Regions from separate parts of the Homo sapiens genome. Here region 2 is linked to region 1. Evidence: read pairs that join two places in POLR2A ChIA-PET (ENCODE). Cell type or tissue: PC-3. All regions are shown on one strand. Links, peaks and the distances in the headings refer to the core of each region. The heading gives the core; the rest is flanking DNA.

What was found. Peaks named below come from ENCODE experiments on the same cell type or tissue, not always from the same donor. Only the 100,000 strongest peaks of a DNase experiment are listed, where the experiment ranks them.
Region 2: POLR2A ChIA-PET joins it to region 1 with 6 read pairs; 2 of 35 experiments call an interaction of 5 or more read pairs at or near these places.

Annotation. Positions count from the first base shown.
Region 1 is chr1:177,207,363-177,212,187 of GRCh38, reverse strand. All of the region lies in intron 1 of BRINP2 (BMP/retinoic acid inducible neural specific 2), which reads right to left. Among named protein-coding and RNA genes, the nearest start is that of BRINP2, 39 kb to the right of the region's middle. In PC-3, for the core only: no CTCF peak of the experiment used is centred there; a DNase peak (open chromatin) is centred at 2,657; H3K27ac peaks cover 2,001 bases.
Region 2 is chr1:177,088,351-177,093,175 of GRCh38, reverse strand. The region is part of intron 1 of ASTN1 (astrotactin 1); the gene reads left to right. Among named protein-coding and RNA genes, the nearest start is that of MIR488, 61 kb to the right of the region's middle. In PC-3, for the core only: no CTCF peak of the experiment used is centred there; a DNase peak (open chromatin) is centred at 1,935; H3K27ac peaks cover 3,494 bases.

The DNA of each region.
Region 1 (4,825 bases), core at 246-4,245:
TGAACTCCAGGACAATGGCAAATAGATTACATTTCAGTGAGTAAAATACTAATCTATGAGGCCACATTTTATCTATCATCTATCTATCTATCTATCTATCTATCTATCTATCTATCTATCTGTGTCTATAGAGATATGTAGACAGATGGCACATAGGTAGGTAGGTAGATTGATTGATATACTCAAACAGAGAAAGAAAAGAAACCTTTTATTTATAATATAATGTCAACTAATACATGCACAAAAATTATGGAATTAGAGAATTATTATTTAGCAATCATCACAGTGATAATCCATTGAGGTAAGAAACATAAATCACTGCCAAACGATGGGATAAAAGTTGATGTAGAATGAGATATTTCACAGTTTTAAAGTATTTCTTCAAAACACTTATACAGAGAAAAAAAATAACTTTACTGTGGACAAACATGACAGCTACCATCTTACTCAAGTGGTCAGTTAATACCACCAGTAATAACCCAAATAAAAATCATGTGCCAGCTGATAGGATCCAGTGAGATCATAGAATCACTTCTGTGATAGTCCTGCCAAAAAGCCATAACTTGAATCATAATGAACAACACAGGGCTGGACAGAACGAGGAAATCACAGACAAATCTAAATTAAGGAACATCCTACAAAATAACAAGCCTGTAATCTTCAAAAATATTAAGGTCATGAAGGTCAAAGTAGGACGGAGGAACAAATTGTTCCAGATTGAAGGACACTGAAGAGGCATGACAAGTACGTGCAATGTACAATCCTGAACTAGATCTTTTGTCATACAGGCTGTTACTGGGTCAGCTGTAAACCTTGAAAGGGTCACTGGGTGAAGGGCCCATGAGAGTTATTTATAGTCTTGCATAACTTCCCTGTAGAGCTGAAATTACTACGAAGCACACAGGAGAAAAATGAAAAAAATAAAGTTATATATATTTACACAGTTGATGGGGCCAACATTGACATCTTGGTTCTAATTTTGACATCTATGCTATTTACCAATCTACAATTTTAAAATATATGCTCTTTTATTGAAACACATGAGGAATACCTTAGACGTTGTAAGACAGATCCTCATAATTTAAAGCTTTATGGACATAACTGGAGACTTGTTATCTGGTTGTATCCAGGGTGGTGCAATAGAAATATAATGCAAACCATATATATACATGTACATAATATATATATACATAATATATATATTAAATTTACTAATAGCTATATTAAAAATATAAAAAGAAATAAATGCACCTAATTTTAATAATATTTTATTTAACCTAATCCAAAATATTGTCATCTGAACATGTAATCAGTATAAGAAAATTATGACTGAGTTTTTTTTTTCACACTGAGTCTGAGATCTGGTATGTATTTCACATTTACTGCACATCTCAGTTTAGATAATAATTTTTCATCGGAAAGTTTTGATTCTCTATTTAGATGTCAAATAATTTATAGTTAAAAAATAGATTCACCTATATGAGTTACTCCAAGAATACTTAAACTTTTTCTAACATCTGAACTGAGTATGTTTTTAACTTAAAAAAATAAAAACTTAAAATTTAGTTAATTAGTTGCACAAGCTATATATTAAATGCTCAATGGCCACATGTGGCTGGTGGCTATCATAATGAACACAGGGCTGGACAGGTCTATATTTCATCCATTCCTATATATTTCTATGTATTTATTGTTGTGCATGTACATTGCTCACTCCATTCCTATATACAAATATGTACTGTAACTTTATGAAGAGCAGTGTACTCTTTTCATTTTGTTGCCTCAAGCAGAAAGATTTTGAGTGAAGCATGGTTCTAGACAAGTGAAGGAATCAGAGGGCCTGGCTCCTGATTTTCCACCTCCAACTGCTTGGTTAAACTCTCTTGAACCATGGCTGTCTCTGCTCTGGAACTTAGGTGAGTAAATATAGAAAGCACACAGCAGAATGGCACCACAAGGGAAAGATTATATGACTGAAAAGCACTAGATAAATATTAACTTGTTAGGCTGTTTTTATTTTTAGAGACCAGAAGCAGAGGACAGAAGATATTGCCATCACAAATTTCTCTGACTTTGGAGAAGTCAGTGAATTTGCTATTTTGACTTCTCTCCTGTAATGATAATAAAAGTACGCACTGTTCTATTCCAACAACCCTCACACATCTACACCACAGAATGAATTAGAAAATGTCAGCAAAATGCTATGCTCTCAAGAAAGAAAAGTATTGCAAATGAATTTATATTAATAATTGTTGCCAGGTGCTGAAATTATGGATGCTCTTTACCTTCTTTGTTAGGATTTTATGTATTTCCAAATTTTCTATAAAGCGATGAATTATTTTTATAATCATAAAAGCTCTTTTTCTAACTAAAAAATTAGAACAAGGTATTATGAATACTCTTTTATCTCCATTTTTTTTCTTTTTTTTTGTTATCTATAAGACTCTGAGTGAGACCTGAGTGTTAGCTGTTCTTACCGGAGAGCTTCAGCCACCAATTTGAACAGCTGGTCAGACAATCCTTTCATTTCCAGGATCTCAGTGTCTCACACTTGGTTGCTCCACTTGCGTGAGGCGGAGCTGGGGTTTAGTCTAAACAAACAGAAACAATTCATCACACTCATTCACAAATGTCACTCCTTTAGCTATTGCCCAGCCCCACCATTCTTGACTCTCTGCCAGTTCTACAGCCTTGTGCTTAGTCAGTCCTTGGCCAAGCAGCCTGTGAGGATGGCCCAGGCAGATCTTGGAACTGGTGCTGGTGATTCAGCAGGAAGAGGCTTTCTGTCTCACTCCATCCATCCTCACTCTCTGCCCTAATGAGCTGCCCAAAGGCTGCAGCTGCCCTCCTGACATCTCAGCTGGTGTGGAGGGCCTAGGGAGAAATTACCCATATGCTTTCTGTGCTTGTCGATCCCTGAAGTTTCAATTAAAGATGGTTTCAGATCTTTTTTTCTTTTTCTTTTTTTTTTTTAAATATCCTAACTTAGAACCCCTTGCTTCCCCTACAGGGCCACCACATACTGTGATGCAGATTGTCCTTGCACAACACCAAGAGGCACCATTCACACTGTAGCCTAAGTGAATGGCACCCTGTGTTGTTGAGCGGAACACAACCCATGCGGTCACACACAGGGCCCTGCCACTTCTGTGTTTTACCTCTTAAACTCCAGAATGACAAGCCTCACTCTTGGTGATGCAGCACAGTTGTAAAGGTGCAGGGAATAAAGGCAAGAGACGACCCAAGAGGCAAACAAAAGAAGAAAAGTACATTTGCCTGATCACGTACATTTCTGGGTACCATCAACACACCCCTGGAGTACAGTACCCTGAGGTGGCTTGCCAGGGTTCAAATATGTAATGCGTTTTGATAAACTCCAATTGTGTTATTTGTGCCTTCAAAGGATTCTTATTGAGGCTGGGACCCAAACACGTCAGTGTCACTCCTAGACACCTTCCTTTTCAGCACTTACTGTGATAACTGTGTTAAAATCAAATCTTACCTGTTCATTAAGGAAATAACAGTTAAAGGACAACAGCTGAAAAAAGAAGAAGATGAAGAAAAAAAAAATCTGTGGCTATGATGCAAATGTAGAATGTAGTGGAGAAGGGGCCAGAGAATAATGCACACTCTCTACAGATTCAGCACCTGGGATGCATTTCTCTGAAGGGCAGTTACCAGCAGTTAGTGGGTTACAGCCGTCACCACACCAGGGGATAAGGAGAGTGGGGAAATGGTTAAGTACACTTTTTTAAAAGACAGTACTTATCTACTTATTCTCATTTGTTGGATATTTGTTTCAAACACAAAACTATCCTTCCCAAATTTGCCTCTCAACACTGTTCTTTAACCTACTTACATACAGTGCCTGCCTGTCTTTCCACAAACATCTTTAAGCTTGACTTCTGCAAAACCTGCGGCAACTTTCCAGTCTCCAAGCCTGGGAGGCATCTTAGTACCTGTGGCTAGTACTTACTGAGCGATGACTGGGTGTCAGACATTGCTCTTACTGCTTTTCATACATTGTCTCATTTGATCCACAGGACAATAAAAAGCTTTGTGTTCTACTGTTAGATTCTTTTTATGGATGAGGAAATTAGGAGCTAAAGAGATTAATTTCTAAAGCAGCATTTCATGGCCAGAGTGGGTTGTCTGGGTCCAGAGTGCAGGTTGTAACCACCAGGTTCTACACCCCTCAATCCACTTCTCCCCCATTACCCTAACTTGTCTGCGGCGTTTGGCACTGCTGGCCACTCTGGCCTGACTTTTCTCTTTCCTGGTTTCTGTCTTTCTGTCTTTATTTTGCTTTTCCTGCCTCCTGTCTAGATTTAGCTTCTTGGTTCACTTTCCTCACTTCACCTCCTTCCACCTCCAGGGCCTATTCTAACTCTCAGCCCCAGGAACCAGCCTTTTTTGAGGGAGCAGGGAAAGGGAAGCAACCAGAGAGAAACTGTAACCAATGTAGCCAGAGAAATATTCCAGGAAAACGGCCACCATGTCGGCAACTGACATCTGGAATTCTAGACTCATCACAAAGGCCCTTTGTTTCATAGAGAAAGATGCAGAATCCAGATTCTGAGGTTTAGACTTACATATGCGACTAATGGTACAGCTGGGACCAGATTCGAGGCATGTATTTGCCACTCAGCCCAGAGACCCTTGGTTGCACCCCACTCCTCTGACAAATCTCTGGTTCCAACAAATGCCTGCAGGACTCTGTTATCCACACAGGACTTCCACATGCCCGCCCTTACATGGCTGCATCCTATGACAACACTTGTTTTCAGCAACCCTACTCTTCCCCCTTAAATGCCTCCTTCCCACC
Region 2 (4,825 bases), core at 415-4,414, 120 kb after region 1:
TTTCATTCAATCATTCATTCAGTCAGCCAACAAATATATATTCAGAGCTTTACCATGTACCAGACTTTTTTCTAGGTACTGGTCATGCACAGTGACCAAAGGAAATGAAGCCCCTGACTTCATGGAGCTTATATTCTAGTGTCGTGGCACAGAGCTCTCTGTTCAGTTCCGTCTTGTTCAGCATTTCTATAACTAACTTCTTTAACAGTCAAGGACATGTTTATCCTACAAAGCTACAGCAATAAAAACAGTGTGGTACTAGCATAAGCACAGATATATAGAAATGGGTTAGTATTGAATGTCTAAAATAAAAAACCCAATGAGATATCACTTTACAGCCTAGAAGTAAACCCTTATATTTACAGACAATTCATTTTTGGCAAGAGTGCCAAGACAATTCAATGAGGGAAATCATAATTTTGTCAAAAAAAGTGCTGGGACAACTGCAAACTGCCTATCACATGGAAACAATGAAGTTGGACCTTTACCCCATGCCATATACCAAAATGAACCCCAAATGGATCAAACACCTAAATGTAAGTGCCAAAAATATGAAACTATTAGAAGACAATATAGGTGTAAATTTCTGTGATCTTGGATTAAGCAATGGATCTTAAATATGACACCAAAAGCAAAAGCGACAAAAGAAAACTAGGTAAATTTGACTTCGTCAAAGTTTGTAACTTTTGTGCTTCAAAATTCACCATCAGGAAAGTAAAAATACAACCCACAGTATGGGAGAAAATATTTGTAAATCATGTATCTGATAAAGGTTTTGTAGTCAGTATGTATAAAGAACTCCTACAACTCAACAATAAAAAGACAAGTATTCTAGTTAAGCATTGGTCAAAGATTTGAACAGACATTTCTCTAAGGAAGATACAGAAATGACCAACAAGCAGATGAAAAGATGCTCAACATCCTTAGTCATTAGAAAATGCAAAACAAAACCACAATGAGATTCCAACTTCACAGCCTCTAGGGTGAGTGCAGTCAAAAATGGGAACAATAATAAATGTGGTGGAGGATGTGGAGAAATTGAAAATCTTGTACCTTGCTGGTGGGAATTTAAAGTGGTTCAGCTGATGCAGAAAACAATTGGCATTTCTTCAAAAAGTTAAACATAGAATTACCATATGACCCAGTCATTTTATTTTAGGTACATAACCAAGAAAATTGAAAATATCTGTTCACACAAAAAAAGTATACATAAAATTTTATAGTAGCATTATTCATAATATTAAAAAAAAGAGACAATCCACAAGTGTGTTATATCAACACAATGTATTATTATTTGGCCATAAAAGTGAAGTGCCGATACGTGCTACAACATGTATGAATCATAAAAACACTGTGCTAAGTGAAAGAAATCAGAAACATATTATAGAACTCCATTTATAAGAGATGTCATAATAGGCAAATACATAGAGACAGAAAGTTGATTAGTGGTTGCTAGAGGATGGAGGGCTGGGGGATGGGAACTGCTAATGGGAGTGTTTCATTTTGGGGAGATAGAACTGTTCTAGAATTAGAGAATAGTGATAGTTGCACAACTTTGTGAATATTTTAAAAATCACTGAATTGTGCATCTTAAAAGAGTAAATTTTATGGTATGCAAATTATATCTCAATTAAAAAGACATGTTTATCATAATTATAAGTTACGTGAAGCTAGCAAAGGGAGTATTTGCATTGGATAGCAAAGATGACAGTCAGCACTCAGAAGAATCTTGACAGATTGGAAAGATGGGCTGAATCTGACAAGGTAAAATTTAGTAAAAATAAACATGGAATCCTAAAACTGCATTCAAGAAAAACCACTAATAACAGCCCTATAAAAATAATTCCAGGCTTTAGTTCACAGGAAGCCTGATGTGAGTCAACAGAATGTCACGTACTAAAAGGTTAATGTAATGTTTGCAATATTTAATAGAGTATAGTTACTCCAATGAGGAATTAACATCACTTTTTTGAGAGTTGGTCAGATGACACCTAGACTTTTGAGGTCAGTTCTGGTTGCTGTGTTTCAGGAAGCATCTAATTCAGTACATGCACCTAATCCAAATACATATTTGGCTTTCAGAAGTTTATTTTTTTTCATTTGAAAGCATTTTGGTGGGGCAGGACTTCCCCTTTCACCAGCCTCATCACTCCTTTGTTATCAAGCAGGACCAGACTCACATATGCATGTTACCCTTCAGCTTCTTATAAATATTTGTGTTTAGCCCCCCAGCCCCCCACCCATCTAGAAAACAAGGTCATGTAGACAGAATGGTAAAGGAATCCCAAAGCATGTTGAAAGACAAGGAACAACGGAATGAACTAGTTTTATTTGATGAGAAAAAAATGTGGGAGCCTTGGGAGTTGACTTCAAATATTTGAAGGTTTTCTTATAGACATGGGAAAGGAAAAATGAGTAGAACAAGGAATTTACACATTGAAGCCTCAGAGAAGAGGTACTTTGACTCAATGTAGAGAGCATTTCAACTGAGCTCTCTGTAGATGTGTGGCCTTCATCCAAATGTGGAGAGTCAGCTGAGCTATGTTAGCACAAGGTTAATGACCATTTAGGTGGAATTTATTATCAAATGGGTATTGGGTCTATATGATCTTTGCAATCTTTTCTAGTTTTAAGCTTTCATTATGATGCTAATTATCTGCCAAGCAATTCTGATGGTTTATTTATCCATTAGACACTCTACCAGAGACTGGAAACATAAGGCTCTCTCATGGATCTTGTTCTTTAGGAAGCTCACAGTATAAAAGGGATAATAAGAATATCAATACCAAGGAGTTATTTTAAGGATTAAATGATATAATGTTTGTAAAGCTATAGCTATGTCTAGCATGTTGCATATGCTCAATTAATGTTAAGGATCTTTCAAATTAGGGAAGACAGACAGTAAGAAATACAGTGAATCTCTATACTAGATAAACAGGGTACTGTGTGTGGGTAACTGATTGCTGGTCTGTGAGATCCCTCATTCCAGGATATTATCATATTGTGGTGGTTGGCTCTCGTAAAAATTGAATTACAAAGATTATCAATATAATTGTATATAAATTGTACCTTTCTAAATTGCTAGGGTCTTTGTTTTATATTATTTTGTATGGTATTGATGACGGTGGCACTGATTGAGGGGGGTGTGTGTGTGTGTTGTGTGTGTGTTTTACATGTGTGTACATGTAGGTTCATGTGAGTAAGGCCAGATTAACATATTGACAACTGATGGTTTTGATGTTGGAACCGAAGAGGATGCCCTATTTTATTAATTGAAGTAAAAACTGCTAGACCTCTGACTGATCATACCTCTAGAAAAGGTGACCAATGTCAGTGACTTCTCATTTCTATTTTCGTGTCTCTATTGCCAAGCCCTTTGCTAAGAGTCCATTTTGATGGAGTTTGTAGGGTTGAGAAAGAACCCAGAGGACCCAGCATGCCTGACAGTACTTAAGGGAGGGTGACGTGCAGGTGGTGGGCAGGCTAGGGGCTGGGGCAGTGCGGGAGGAGGCCTTAGAATGGGGACAAAGACAAAACAGCCCTTCATGCATTTGTCTGGGTGTGAGCAGTGGGTGTGCGAGAGAAAGGATGGCATGAGTGTGCAAACATGTGTACCCTGGCTGGCATAAGGTTTCTAGTTTTTGGTGAACTGGACTGAGAGTTGAGAAGCAAACGTTGATCTTATTTGTCGCAAACATTTTCAGGGTATGATGTCCCAGTGCGTCTCTCTCTCTCTTTTTCTATTTCTCTCCCTCCCCCTCAAGTTATAGCTATGAGTCAGAGATTAATACATTAACCAAATAATAACAATGGCTTTAATTTCCCCTCACAGGAGCTTTTGTTATTAGAAAGTTCAAATCTGGCCTCTTTCAAAAATAATCCAGACACTCTCAAGGGGCTTGCAGGGACTACCCTCTATCGTGAGCTCCTTGCTGAGCAGAAAGACTCTTGGCATCTGATACATCACAGAGCTCAGCCTGCTCCATGCCTGCACATTGATGAGATTAGGGCGTCAGCTTCTGGGTCACCTCCTCTGCTTTTGAGGCAAATAACTGGCTGTAGCTAGTTATATAGCCAAGAAAAATCAGCGTCCTCTCTTGCTTGCTCACCACCTTTGTCTGCCATTGTCCTGCTCATAAAGGGGAGGAGTGTGCTGGGAAGAGAGAGAGGAGAAATACGAGTAGGGATATGACTTTCCCTGCCCCCGAGCCAGGTGAAGTAGTTCATATCAGATGAATATTACTGTTATTAACCTTAAGGAAAGCATTTTGGTATTTTTAATACCCTGTTTTATTGAGGAAAGAAGGAAGAAAGAAAAGGAAGGGAGGAAAGAAGAGAGCAAAGAAAACTCCATATGTGTTTGCATATATTTATATGAATTGGAAAAAGCACTGTAAAGATATGTTTCAAGCTTGAATATTAGTTTATTCTGGGAGTACGACTGGAAGGCAGAGGGGCAGAAATTTTGCTTCAAAATCCTCTGGGCTGTGTGCCTTCTTAGAATGAGCATGCCATGTTTTTAAATATATTTAATATAATTTTTAAAGTAGTATTCTATCAAAAGAGGGTAGGATTTTTCAAAAACGTTTAAGTAGCATCTCTTGGTTGTTGATAACTCACAAAAAAAGTGTGTTTTTCCCTTGTGAACATTTTGCCTTCTTTGTTGTTACTGAGGATGACGCTAGCCACATTCAGGGAAGTATCCAGTCGGGCACATGGTGAATGTCAGGGCTATTTCAACCCCTGTATGTCTTTGGATTATTGGCCTGATTTCCCAGCTTAAGTAAACTGCCTCGATTTCCCCTTTTGTGGAATGCAGAGCACC